2 separate regions of the Homo sapiens genome follow, and region 1 is linked to region 2. The links are chromatin contacts, found by Hi-C or POLR2A ChIA-PET in ENCODE. All regions are on one chromosome and are shown on one strand. Each heading gives the region's core, a stretch centred on a gene start or an enhancer-like site at or near the end of the contact. The rest is flanking DNA. Distances are from core to core; before and after follow the strand shown.

The links. Hi-C counts contacts between places; a loop is a spot of excess contacts on that map. ChIA-PET counts read pairs that join two places held with the same protein, here RNA polymerase II (POLR2A). Pooled maps may share reads with other maps.
Region 1: a pooled map shows a loop between it and region 2 (4-fold over the local background). The contact joins the promoter of COQ10B here to the promoter of INO80D-AS1 in region 2. A Hi-C loop is called at or near these places in 3 of 50 pooled maps. POLR2A ChIA-PET finds 5 or more read pairs at or near these places in 2 of 52 experiments (CD4-positive, alpha-beta T cell and HepG2).

Annotation. Positions count from the first base shown.
Region 1 is chr2:197,449,703-197,455,913 of GRCh38, forward strand. COQ10B (coenzyme Q10B) reads left to right here and starts at 3,850. Exons shown (of 5, transcript NM_025147.5): 1 at 3,850-3,962. The coding sequence starts at 3,859. RefSeq lists enhancers at 3,253-3,302, 3,383-3,452, 3,512-4,128, 3,573-4,052, 4,073-4,122 and 1 more.
Region 2 is chr2:206,081,478-206,087,751 of GRCh38, forward strand. INO80D-AS1 (INO80D antisense RNA 1) reads left to right here and starts at 3,178. Exons shown (of 2, transcript NR_186084.1): 1 at 3,178-3,271; 2 at 4,480-6,027. INO80D (INO80 complex subunit D) reads right to left here and starts at 4,697. Exons shown (of 11, transcript NM_017759.5): 1 at 4,424-4,697. RefSeq lists enhancers at 508-1,297, 1,994-2,815, 4,444-4,733, 4,460-5,279, 4,784-4,833 and 1 more and silencers at 3,428-3,722, 3,624-3,673, 3,714-3,913, 3,934-4,103, 4,184-4,393.

The DNA of each region.
Region 1 (6,211 bases), core at 2,600-5,099, 8.6 Mb before region 2:
AACCTCCACCTCCCGGGTTCAAGTGATTCTCCTGCCTCAGCCTCCCGAGTAGCTGGGATTACAGGCATGCGCCACCACACCTGGCTAATTTTTGTATTTTTAGTAGAGACAGGGTTTCTCCATGTTGGTCAGGCTGGTCTCAAACTCCTGACCTCTTGATCCACTCGCCTCTGCCTCCCAAAGTGTTGGGATTACAGGCATGAGCCACTGCACCCGGCCAAAAATTTCTTAAAATCATCTAGTATCCAGCTTTCAAATTTCTTAGTCTCATATACCTTTTTTTAATATTTAGTTTGTGCAAAAGAAAATCAAAATAAAGCCTTTTACATCTTTTAAATCTACAACTGTCTCCCCCTTCCCTTCCTTTTTTACTTGATATTTACTCACTGAAGAAACTGGGTGACTTGTCTTATAGAATTTCCTGCATTCTGGAGTTGGCAGATAGTGTCCCCTTGGTGTCATTTAACATGTTCTTTTCTTTTTGGTTTGAATCAAGGTCTCACTCTGTCACCCAGGCTGGAATGCAGTGGAATGATCACAGCTCATTGCAATCTCAAACTTCTGGGCTCAAGTGATCCTCTTGCTCAGCCTCCCCAGTAGCTGGGACTACAGGCGTGTACCACCATGCCCAGCTAATTTAAAACATTTTTTTTGTAGAGATGGGGTCTCGCCATGTTGCCAAGGCTGGTCTCAAACTCCTGGCCTCAAGCGACCCTCCTGCCTCAGCATTCCAAAGTGTTGCGATTTCAGGCATGAGCTACTGTCCCTGGCCTGAAAATGTGCTTTAAAGAAGACCTTACTGGAATACTGGAAATATTTAAGATTTAAAGAAGAGCAAGTGAGAGGTGACAACGTGCTGGCAGCCCTCGCTTGCTCTTGGCGCCGCCTCAGCGTCCGCTCTGGCCACACTCCAGGAGCCCTTCAGCCTGCCGCTGCGCTATAAGGGCCCCTCCCTGGGGCTGGCCGAGGCAGGAGCCGGCTCTCTCTGCTCGCCGGGAGGTGTGGAGGGAGAGGCACAGGTGGGAGCCAGGGCTGCGCGTGGTGCTCGTGGGCTGGCACGGGTTCTGGGTGGGCATGGGGTCGGCCGGCCCCGCACTCGGCGCGGCCGGCGCCTTCTGGGCTTGATCCAGGGACGAGCTCCCTCTGGGCTGCCAGAGTGCCTAGGCTAGGTGCTGCAGAGACCCCGGGAGTACCAGTGAGAGGTGAAGCCGGCTGGACTTCCGGGATGGGTGGGGACTTGGAGAACTTTTCTGTCTAGCTAAAGGTTTGTAAACGCACCAATCAGCACTTTGTGTCTAGCTAAAGGATTGTAAATGCACCAATTAGCACTCTGTGTCTAGCTCAAGGTTTGTAAACGCACCACTCAGAACCCTGTGAAAACGGACCAATCAGCTCTCTGTAAAATGGACCAATCAGCAGGCTGTGGGTGGGGTCCGCTAAGGGAATAAAAGCAGGCTGCCTGAGCTAGCAGCAGCAACTCTCTGGGTTCACCTTGCATGTTGTGGAAGGTTTGTTCTTTTGCTCTTTGCAATAAATCTTGCTGCTGCTCACTCATTGAGTCTGTGCCACCTTTAAGACCTGTAAGAGTCACCACGAAGGTCTGCAGCTTCACTCCTGAAGCCTGGGAGACCACAAACCCACCGGGAGGGATAAACAACTCCAGATGCGCTGCCTTTAAGAGCTGTAATGCTGCAAAGGTCTGCAGCTTCACTCCTGAAGTCAGTGAGACCACAAACCCACCAGAAGGAAGAAACTCCAGACACGTCTGAAAGTCAGAAGGAGTGAACTTGGGACACACCATCTTTAAAAACTGTAACACTCACAAGTGAGGGTCCGTGGCTTCATTCTTGAAGTCAGCAAGACCAAGAACCCACCAATTCCGGACATACAAGGATTGTGTATTTGAAAGTAGTTGATACAGAATTGTCCATGCAGCTACAGAACCACCTCAATCTACAAGTACATCATGTGTTGTACTGCAAAATGTTTGACAAACCTTGTAGCTGATGATTTCAATGTATCTAGTAAGGGGTGACTGCAATAAACCAAGCAAGAGGAGAAAATAATCATAGGCACAACAGCTGGAATATTGCTTTAAATGTAAATCAGATCAAGTAACTGTTCTGCACTCAAACTCTAATGGCTTTCCTTCACGCTTAGAATACAATAAAAAATTGGTAGCATACTATGGCTTCCGTGGCACTAAGCTCTGCCTACCTCGCTGACCTTATTTCCTACCACTTTCCTCCTCTCACTGTGCTCCAAACTCCTTGCTCTTCCTAAAGCATGCCAAGATTGTTCCTGCCTGGGGCCTCTGCACTTGCTGTTCCATACACCTGAAAGTCATTTTCTTTTTCTTTTTTCTTTTTTTTTTTTTTTTTTTTTTTTTGAGACGGAGTCTCGCTGTCGCCCAGGCTGGAGTGCAGTGGCGCAATCTCGGCTCACTGCAGGCTCCGCCCCCTGGGGTTCACGCCATTCTCCTGCCTCAGCCTCCTGAGTAGCTGGGACTACAGGCGCCCGCCACCTCGCCCGGCTAATTTTTTGTATTTTTAGTAGAGACGGGGTTTCACCGTGTTAGCCAGGATGGTCTCGATCTCCTGACCTCGTGATCCGCCCGCCTCGGCCTCCCAAAGTGCTGGGATTACAGGCGTGAGCCACCGCGCCCGGCCCATTTTCTCCCAAGTAATCAGAGTTCACTTCCTCACTTCATTTTAGGCCTTTGTTCAGTGTCATCCTCTTAGAGCCCCTCCTAACCACCCTATATAAAACAGCACCCTACCATATTCCTCCCTCTTCATCTCCTTACCCTGCTGTACTGTTTAGTCTATGGGACATATAACAAGCTGCCATTGCACTATATACTAATTGGTTTCTTTCCCCCACTAGGATATAAGCTCTGTGACAGTGAAGACTTTTGCTCACTTCTCCAGCATCTAGTAGGTGCCACACAAATATCTGACTACATTTAATCAACAATCTCATTTACACCCAAACTATATTAAATAGGTAGTATTGTCATCCTCACTTTACAGTTTGCAGGAAAACTATTGGTGCACAAACCTTAAGTAAAGACCTGAAAACAAACTGAGGGAACAAGAAGTCTGGACTTGATGACTGATCACCAAAACAAGTAAATCAAAGCGAAGTCGTCTGATTAGTATGGAATAAGGGAAACCCAAATCATACGAGAACACCAATTAAAATGTGGGACACGCAGGAAGAAGGCAGACGGAACTGCTGCTGGATAACTGAGTCTTTCCTAATGACAGGACCTTATGTTGCCCTCACAATTACCCCGTGAGATAGGCAAGGCAGGCATTGTATTAGACAATCATTAACAAGCAGGACGCTGACAGCCAGGCTTCGCAGCCAGGAGTGGTGGCCTGTCTGGCTCCGCACTCACGGGTTCGGACAGTTACAGAATTAACACTCAAGCCCTGGGGCTTCCCGCAGCCCCCGGGGGGGTGGGGCTCACTGACTAGCCTCCCGGAAGCGGACCCCAGGAGAACCAGGCAGTTGGTTAATCCAGGAACAGCTCCTGCGCGGGGCGTGGACTGAGCAGTCACTGAGTATTACGCAAATTGCGCGAGCGCACGGGAAAAGCGATTGGTCGGTCAGGAGAGAGAGGTGTGTCCTGGCGGGCCCGCAGCTCCGATTGGCCGACAGGCTGACGGGAACGTTTACGGTCAGCGTGTGTCAGCGACGTGCAACCCGGAAGGGAAGAAGGGGCGTGTCAGGCTGCGCAGGCGGCCAGTCCATTGGCTGGAAGAGACCGGAGCCGGGCTCCGGGCCCGACCAGAGGAGGGCGGTGCTGCAGGGCTGGTCCGGGAGGTGACGACCGGCTTCGGAGAGTCTATCATGGCAGCTCGGACTGGTCATACGGCCTTGAGAAGGGTAGTCTCGGGATGCCGTCCGAAGTCGGCGACAGCGGCCGGGGCGCAGGCGCCCGTGCGGAATGGCAGGTAATCAACAGCGGGGGCGCTGAGACGAGAGTAGTTTTCGATTTTGGCTGCCGAGTTGGGGGACCGGAAGGATTTGGGGGTGAGGCAGAGCCGGACTCGGTGCATTTCCGTGTCTTTAGAGGAGAAGGCTTTTTTTTGCGTTTGGCATCTGAGGGACTCAAGAGCGGCGCGCATCACCTTGGGCCCAAGGCTGTGTTCGTGGCTCGTTTGCCTCGTGAGAGGCGGTGAATCATCGGCGAAGCGACTTTGGAAGCAATTTGGCCATTGGTGCCTTTGGGCTCTTCCGGTCTCCTCCCCTATGGCTTGTTGCTACTGCTGTTGGAAAGTTTTAACTTTGCGCAGAAGGGTTGCCGGCTGCTGGCTGTATGGGAGTTTGTGTTTGGCGGTGAGCCCCCTTCTCCGGTTCCTTCTACCTGCCAGATGGTCAGATGCGTTTTCCCAATTTCTGAAAGAGTGCTTTGCCCTCGCCATTTAGTGTTTACAAAACTAAATACAGCCAGCATAAGGGACTTGGATTTTTTCACTCTGCTGTAACTTACAGGTCCTGTAACCTTGAAGCATAGTCAGCTTTCGATTTTCCTGGTTGGTTCATTTTTTGGTAGGTGGGGGTGGAGATGGAGGTCGGGACACGGATACCATACTTGTACGACTTAGTTTCCTTTTACTAATAACATTGTAATATTCTTGAAAATTAAAGTTAGTGTGTTTAAAATGAATTCAGGTGTACAAAATACGAGGTGGGGAGAGAAAACACAAATCTAGTTGAGCCCCAGGACATTTAGATTAAATGAAGATCCGACCCTACTGGAAACAAGGAAATAATTTTTTTAAAAAAAGATTCAATGAAGAATTTTTAAAAACACCAACAACCTTACCAAATCCAAATCCCTTTAGACAAATGTTGGATGAGACAAACAAAATCATAAAATTACTCCTGCTTTAGGAAATAACCTCAAAAAGTAGTTTCAAGCAGAATAACGCCATCATACTTGAGATCTGTTTGTATTACTCTTATAAAATGTTGTCTTGCAAATAACACTTACTTTTGAGAAAAATACAGTTGCTTTAATGATCAAATTGAGGCTTCAGTTCCAAGATAAATACTGTTTATGATAATGAGGGCGGCAGTTTGCGTTCATTTCCAATGTTAAGCATCAGATTCTGACCTTTATTATACTTAAGTATATGAGAGAGTGGTACTGGAAGACGAGTGACAAAAAAGCTGTTCTCCATGTGGTCCAGTTGTCCAGTATTCATTTCATGGTTTAACTGTATATATGAATGTGTGTATCTTCATATCGTAGTTTAAGACATAGTATTCCTGGCAGTGCATGAAAATAGATGTGCTGTCCAGGCCACTGTAACTATAGCATGCAGATTGATCAGAAAATGTCCTGTTAGTTTGCTTTAAACACTGGTGTTTTCCTTAGGCTTGTAATCAGATTGTGTAAGGGTATTTTTTTGGGTAGGCTGGGAGGCAATACATGAACCTGGTACAAAGGTTCATGTATTGCCTCCCAGTAAATACATGAACCTTTATATATAGTAAAAAGTCAACCAGATACCCAATTCACCTCTTTAGAAGCAAAGGTCTCATCTTTTTTCAAGTAAAGGTTTCAGCACTGTTCACAGTAGTTAAGATACAGAATCAACGTAGGTGTCCAACAACAGATGAATGGTACTGGGCGCAGTGGCTTATGCCTGTAATTCCAACACTTTGGGAGGCTGAGGCGGGAGGATTGCCTGAGCTCATGAAACCAGCGTGGACAACATGGCAAAACCTTGTCTCTACCAAAAAAAAGAAAAAAAAATGTGTGTGTGTGTATACACATACACATATACAGAAAAATTAGCTGGCTATGTGTTAGTGCAAGCTTGTGGTTCTAGCTGCTCAGGAGGCTGAGATGGGAGGATCACTTGAACCCAGGAGGTTGAGGCTGCAGTGAGCCTTGTTTGGGCCACTGCACTCATTCCTGGGCAACAGAACCAGACCCTGTCTCAAAAAATAAACAAGGCCGGACACAGTGACTCACACCTGTAATCCCAACACTTTGGGAGGCTGAGGCAGGAGGATCACTTGAAATCAGGAGTTTGAGACCAGCTTGGGCAACATAGCAAGACCTTGTTTCTACAAATAAGTAAAAAATTGGCAGGGCTTGGTGGCGCATGCCTGTGGTCCCAGCTCATTGGGACTTGGGGTGGGAGAATCACCTGAGCCCAGGCAGTGGAGGCTGCGGTGTGTCATGACT
Region 2 (6,274 bases), core at 1,928-4,427:
CCTGGTGGCTCACACCTATAATCCCAGCACTTGGAAAGACTGAGGCAGGCGGATCCCTTGCATCCAGGAGTTTGAGACCAGCCTGGGCAACATGGGGAAACCCTGTCTCTACAAAAAATACAAAAATTAGCCAGGCATGGTGGCAAGCACCTGTAGTCCTGGCTGACTACAGGCACACCTGAGGTGGGAGGATCACTGGAGCCCAGGAGGTTGAGGCTGCAGTGAGCTGTAATCATGCCACTGTACTCCAGGCTCGACAACAGAGTGAGACCCTGTCTCAAAAAAAAAAAAAAAGAAAGAAAGAAAGAAAGAAAGAAAAGTAAAGTGGGCTAGTGGAATTAACATTTAATTAATACTATTATGGGCCAAACACATGGCTATCTCATCTAACCCTTATATCAAAGAATTTTATTCCCATTTTAAGTTAAAGAAACCAAAGACTAAATAACTTGCCCAGCGGAAGGACTGGGATCAGAACTCAAAGCCCAGTCTAAAGGTGTCACTGCAGGAAGTCATGCTACAAATAAAATTTCACCAAAAACTCATCTTTTATTTTTTTTGAGATAGAGTTTTGCTCTGGTTGCCCAGGCTGGAATGCAATGGTGCAATCCTGGCTCACTGCAACCTCCGCCTCCCAGGTTCAAGTGATTCTCCTGCCTCAGCCTCCAGAGTAGCTGGGATTACAGGCATACACCACCACGCCTGGCTAATTTTGTATTTTTAGTAGCGACGGGGTTTCTCCATGTTGGTCAGGCTGGTCTCGAACTCCGGACCTCAGGTGATCCGCCCGCCTCAGCCTCCCAAAGTGCTGGGATTACAGGCGTGAGCCACCACGCCCGGCCTAAAAACTCATCTTAAAAACAAATCACATTCTGTGAAAGGATGAGAACCAAGTAGTCTGTCACCTTACGTGCAAGGAGGGAAAAGAGGGAGGCTTAAGGTTTTAAATTGAGTATTTCCTCAGTATCTCAAACTAGCCAGGAGCATTGTCAAAAATCAGCCTTTACAGTCAGGACTTCTGGGACAAACTCTTGCTTGAAGAAGTGAGGAGACTCTATTGCTGTTTGTTTTGCCTAGCACAGAGCTGCATGTGTAAGTTAAACTGACTTAGCACTGGGGACAATTTGCTGCCTCCAACCCAGTCTCACCTATTCAACCATTGTTTTACCAGTTACCAGGTGTGGGGGAGGGGGAAAGAAAAGTGTCTGAGAATATTGCTCTAACTGTATTCAAATATAAATGACTTTTCATTAGCCATAACCATTGTACCAAACCTGGATAGTGAGAGCTGCTAACCCTCAGAGAACATCTCAGGTATGAATAAATAGTTTAGCATTTTTTTGAAATGTCATTAATTTTGGGTGCTCTCAGAAATGTTTAATTCCTTCTAAACTAAAATTTTTATTTCTCTAAAAATAGTAGCAACATGATTTGCTGAGAAAAAGTTGGAATGGGATATACAAATTTCCTCCTAAAAATCTTCCAGAGGAAAGAAAACTTGATTATTTCAGACTTGTAATTATACTAACCATTTACTTTTTAAACTAACACTTAATAATAAAAAAGCATATTCCCTTAGTAGTTTAAAGTTAATTCAGTATTTGCCCTGAAAATCTTTTATTAATTTCAAATGGAATGTAACTTTTAAAAACATCAAACCTGTCATTCCTTCAGGAAATAAAGTAGCCCATTAGGCGATCAGGTTAGGAAATTAATACATGTTTGAGGTAGGGTGGGAAAAAGTACAAAACTTTTTTGGTATTTGTACACATAGTTTTGGAAAGCTTAGGAATGTGAAGTCAACAATATACCTTTAAAATATCAAATTATAAGGCAATAACAATTTTTTTCAAACCTTAAAATGTTCCAAGAAAAATGACTAAGAATGATTTTTTTCCATCCAGTATATGCTCTAAAAATAAGGACAAACTATAATAGAAGTAACGATTTTTGGTACACATGTTTAAAAAAATGTCCATGTCAATAAACAATTTCAATTAATCAATAAACTTAAAACAACCATTAAATGTAATTTGCATTTTTGTATCAGATCCATACAATCTCAAATATCAAGATTTTCTTAAGCTCAATGCTAAATGACCGGATATCTATCATTGTGGAGAAACAGAGTTTGATCTTAGGCAGACGAAAGGAAAAGAAAGGCACACACCTAGAAGAATCACATGAGTCTCATTTCGAAGCCTCACGGAAGTCAGCACTGAAAGTCGTGGGTGACCCATTGCCCTGCAAGTGGTAGCTTTTCACTAACAACAGTGCTGGGGGTACTGAGTGGGCAGAATGTGGGACATCTCCTGCCAGCAACTCCAGCCTGCTACCAAGCAGGACACCGCACATAAACACAACACTCTGCCCTAAGCTCACCAAAAAAAAAAAAAAAAAGGAAAAAACCAACAATTAAACGATGCAAAATAACCTCTCCAAACACGCCCACACTGGGGACTGGCAGTGGGGGGTGGCAGGGTCTATTAACATTTCAATGTCAACACTCAAGAACAACAAGGAGGTAAGCATAGCCACGGGAAACATCCTGTCCCTGAAAAGCAGAAAATCGAGATTTGGAAATTTATGTTTATCACTTTTTTTTTTTTTAACGTTCAGAGCTCAGGGCACCAAAATATAGCTAAAATTGAATCCATTTAAACAGAAAACATACGTGTGTGTGTATGAATATATATGTGTTTATATATGCATATAAAATATATACATACACATATATTTTTTTTTCGTTTAAATGTTATACATACACACACACACACACACACACACACACACACACCCCAAAACCAAAGTAGTTTTGCTAGGTTCCGAGGGCTCTTCCACAGACCCTTCTGAGTTGTAGCAATAACAAGTTTAGGTTTCCTTAAAATCTCCATTACTCTATTTCTAGGTCGAATACAAGAATGTCACATAAAACTAAACAGTGATTATCAGAATAAATGAACTACTGATCCTTAAACTGTAGACCTTGTTTCGGGAGCTGCCCTGCCCACTTCCTCTCCCTCCTCCCAATCCCGGAGGCTTCCAAGCCATCTGACAACCACGTCTCCCCCTTGGGATCTGTTCCGGTGTTGGTTTTACCGGACAGTGACCAAAAAGGAGGGGAAACTCCTACATCTGGGGACTGCTCCAGAAACCCTGCCTGATCCTGCCCCTCTCACTGACAGTCTCCTCGCTGCTCCCTACATCTTCCTCTCCGCCGGAGCTGTCCAGAAGGGGGATTTTGGACCCAAAGGAATCGGGATGAAAGGGGGTGGGTACTCAAGCTGAAAATAACACCCCCAGTTGGTGGGGTAAGGGCTAAAAAAGGCAATAGGGAAAGATTGTCCGGCAGAAACACCACCTGAGTTTACCTCCTCCTTCCCACCCCAAAAACCCAGTCACTAACTAATAAAGCTAAGAAAAGCCCCTTGCAAACTTTTCCAAACCGGAAGAGAAGGCCCTCTCCCCAACCTGGGGGGCTCTAGGGGGAAGGGGCTGGAGTTAGCAGCCCCGAATGGGCTCGCGGGGAGTTGGGTGGGGCGCGGGCGAGGGGTGCAGGGGCGGAGTACCTTCTTCAATGGACAGGAACTGGCAAAGAGTTTCAAAATAGCCGAGTGCGCTCCCCCACGCCCTGGGGGGTCCCGGGCGCTAGGACCAGGGCTCCCCGGAGAGACAGCGGCCCCCAGTTCGGGCCTAAAAGGAAACTTTCTGGGCCGCGGCTGCACCTGACTCCTCACCGCCCCTCCACCCGACCCCACGCCCGCCAGGCCGCCCGCCCCGCCCCGCCCCGGCCTGGCCGTCCGGAGCGCGGAGGAGGGGGATAAATAAATTCAACTCTTACCGGAATCTGGGGGCCGTCTGCGAGAGACCCGGGGGAAGGGGAGCCGGGCGCCCATTCCCCACTCCCCACTCCTAGGCCCTGACGCCCCTGTCCCGGCAGCCCGGGCCTGCCGCCCCGCGGGAAAGCCTCCGGGCCGGCGCGGGATTCGGCCCAGCAGCGCCGCCGTCCCACCCGGAGACCCCGGGGGACTCGAGGGGGCGCGCGGAGGCCCGGGGTGCGGGGGCAGGGCGCGGCTGCCGTGGGGCCTACCGGCCCGAGGCCTACCGGCGCCCCCCCCTCCCGCCGCACACCCCCACCTGGCCCGCGCAGGCCGCTCCGCTCGCCCCACTCCGGCTCCGGCTGGACCCCTGCCCGCCCGCCGTCGCCGCCCGCGGGCGCCCCGGAGGCCCTCAGGCCCCCGGCCTCCACCACCCGGGCGCCGGCCCCACTCACCCTTTCATTCTCCGCCCGGGGCCTGGCGTGGGCCGGCGAATCCCCGGCCTCACGTAAGCGCGCTCGCCGCCCGCCCAGCCTGCGCGGCCCAGCCCGCCGCCCTACGGGAGCCCGGGGATGTGGGCCGGGCCTGGGGCCGCCTCTGCTTACCTTTCAGCTGCTTTTTTTTTTCTCCTTCCCCCCTGTTCCCTCGGCTGGGCTGACAGATCAGAGTGAGAGGCGCTGGCAATGGACTAGGAAGCTCGGCTGCCGCTGCTACTGCTCCCCCCTGGGCTCCGGCGAGAGCCTTTCCCTGTCAAGCAAGAGGGGTGAGGATCATATTTTTATTTTGGAAACTAAAAAGTGCTCCCAGGGTCGGTGATTATTAAGGGGAAATCCCTGAATATACTCTCCAGCCAAGAAGGCAGGGCTGCCGGGGCTGTACAAGAAGAGGCAGCAGCCTCCTACAGCACCACTACAGGCACTGCGAGGACATAACACCAGAGAGCTGCTCCTCTGCCCTCCGAAACGACAACTTTCCTACCATCTTGGAGGCAGAGCAAAGGGGGGCCAGGGGGAAAAGTGCACCCGCTCCCGATAAAGTACAAATTTTTACTTCTCATCTCTGGAAAAAAGTCCACACCGGCCGTCTACACCCGCGCCTGGGGGAGAAAGCAGGGAAGAAACGGGGGGTGCATGAGAAACGTTTTCATTTGCTCCAGGGGGAAAAATGTTTCTGCATCTTCTGATGGAAAGAAATCTTTACAAGACACAGGTTTTCCGGTGGTTATTGTTTTTTATTTTCTGTTTTTAATTTTTTTCATGTTAGTGACAGTGATATTTTAATATTTTTTTAAGCCAGTAATAATTTTTCTCCATTACAGGGCTAAGTTCTGTGGCTGGTGGTCAGTTTGTAAATTTATACTTAAAGAGACTTAATAGTAACTTCATTTATTTGTCTGGTTATGTTATTGTATATATAAATATTTATGTTTTCATATATTGCATATAAAAATTTGTGTTACATGTTACTCTCAGAACAGATTGCTGTAAGACAATTGTAAAAAAACATGTCTTTCGTCTGTTTCTCAAAGCAATGTAAATAAAACCTATGGACTGTCCAGAAAGGCATGATACAGTGTGTCATTTTCCACAGTGCAGATAAAGGCAGCTATCACTGGGGATTTAAAAACGGCCCCTGTTTCTGGAAATTCTGTTATGCTGCCCATACAGAAAGGATACAGTAAAACTGGAAAGAGATTTTAAAGACAGCCTTAGATTTTTCTTGAGGTAAAATAGCTTATTAAGAATTATATCCGGGCATTTAATTTTTTTATTTATTTAGATTCTTTAAACTCTAGCTAGATCTTTGGTGCATTACACATGTTGCTATCTGCTTTTTGTGTCACAGAATTGAGAAATGTGGCTATTTTTGTTAGTTATGTTAGTTCAGAACTTCCAATGTGCTGCCAGCCTGTATGATAGACTTTTTGTATATTGCAGTGGATGTCATGAATTTACTTTTTTAAATGAGCAAAGCTTACTAGATAAATGGGATCAGAGTTAAACAATGCTGTTAGCACAGAGGTGAGAGGGACAAAGGGTACCCATTTACATCGATTCCAATAGAACGCTTATTGGAGGATAAATTGCAGAGACATTTTTCTATTTTTGTGAAGAAAGAGAAAAATAATAGAAAAAGAACCGACTATCTTTGTATGTTCTACTGGGGATGATGATTTAAATCTTGTATTAAAAGTTATTTTTCTAACACATGTTGACTAACCTGGCAGGAATGAATTTGTTATATTAGTGCCCTGAATCAGTAGAATATTTAATTTCTTTGTAAAATTTATTACACAACATTTAGAAATAACTTCCAAATTTAGAAATTGTCCTGATTTAAAAGTGAGTTCATGTAATGCATATATCGGATATTTATTAGTTTCTAGCTGAACCTTATCTTTATCATATAACTTTGAATATAGTACTTACCTAAATATTCTGGATTTTCTTTTTTTT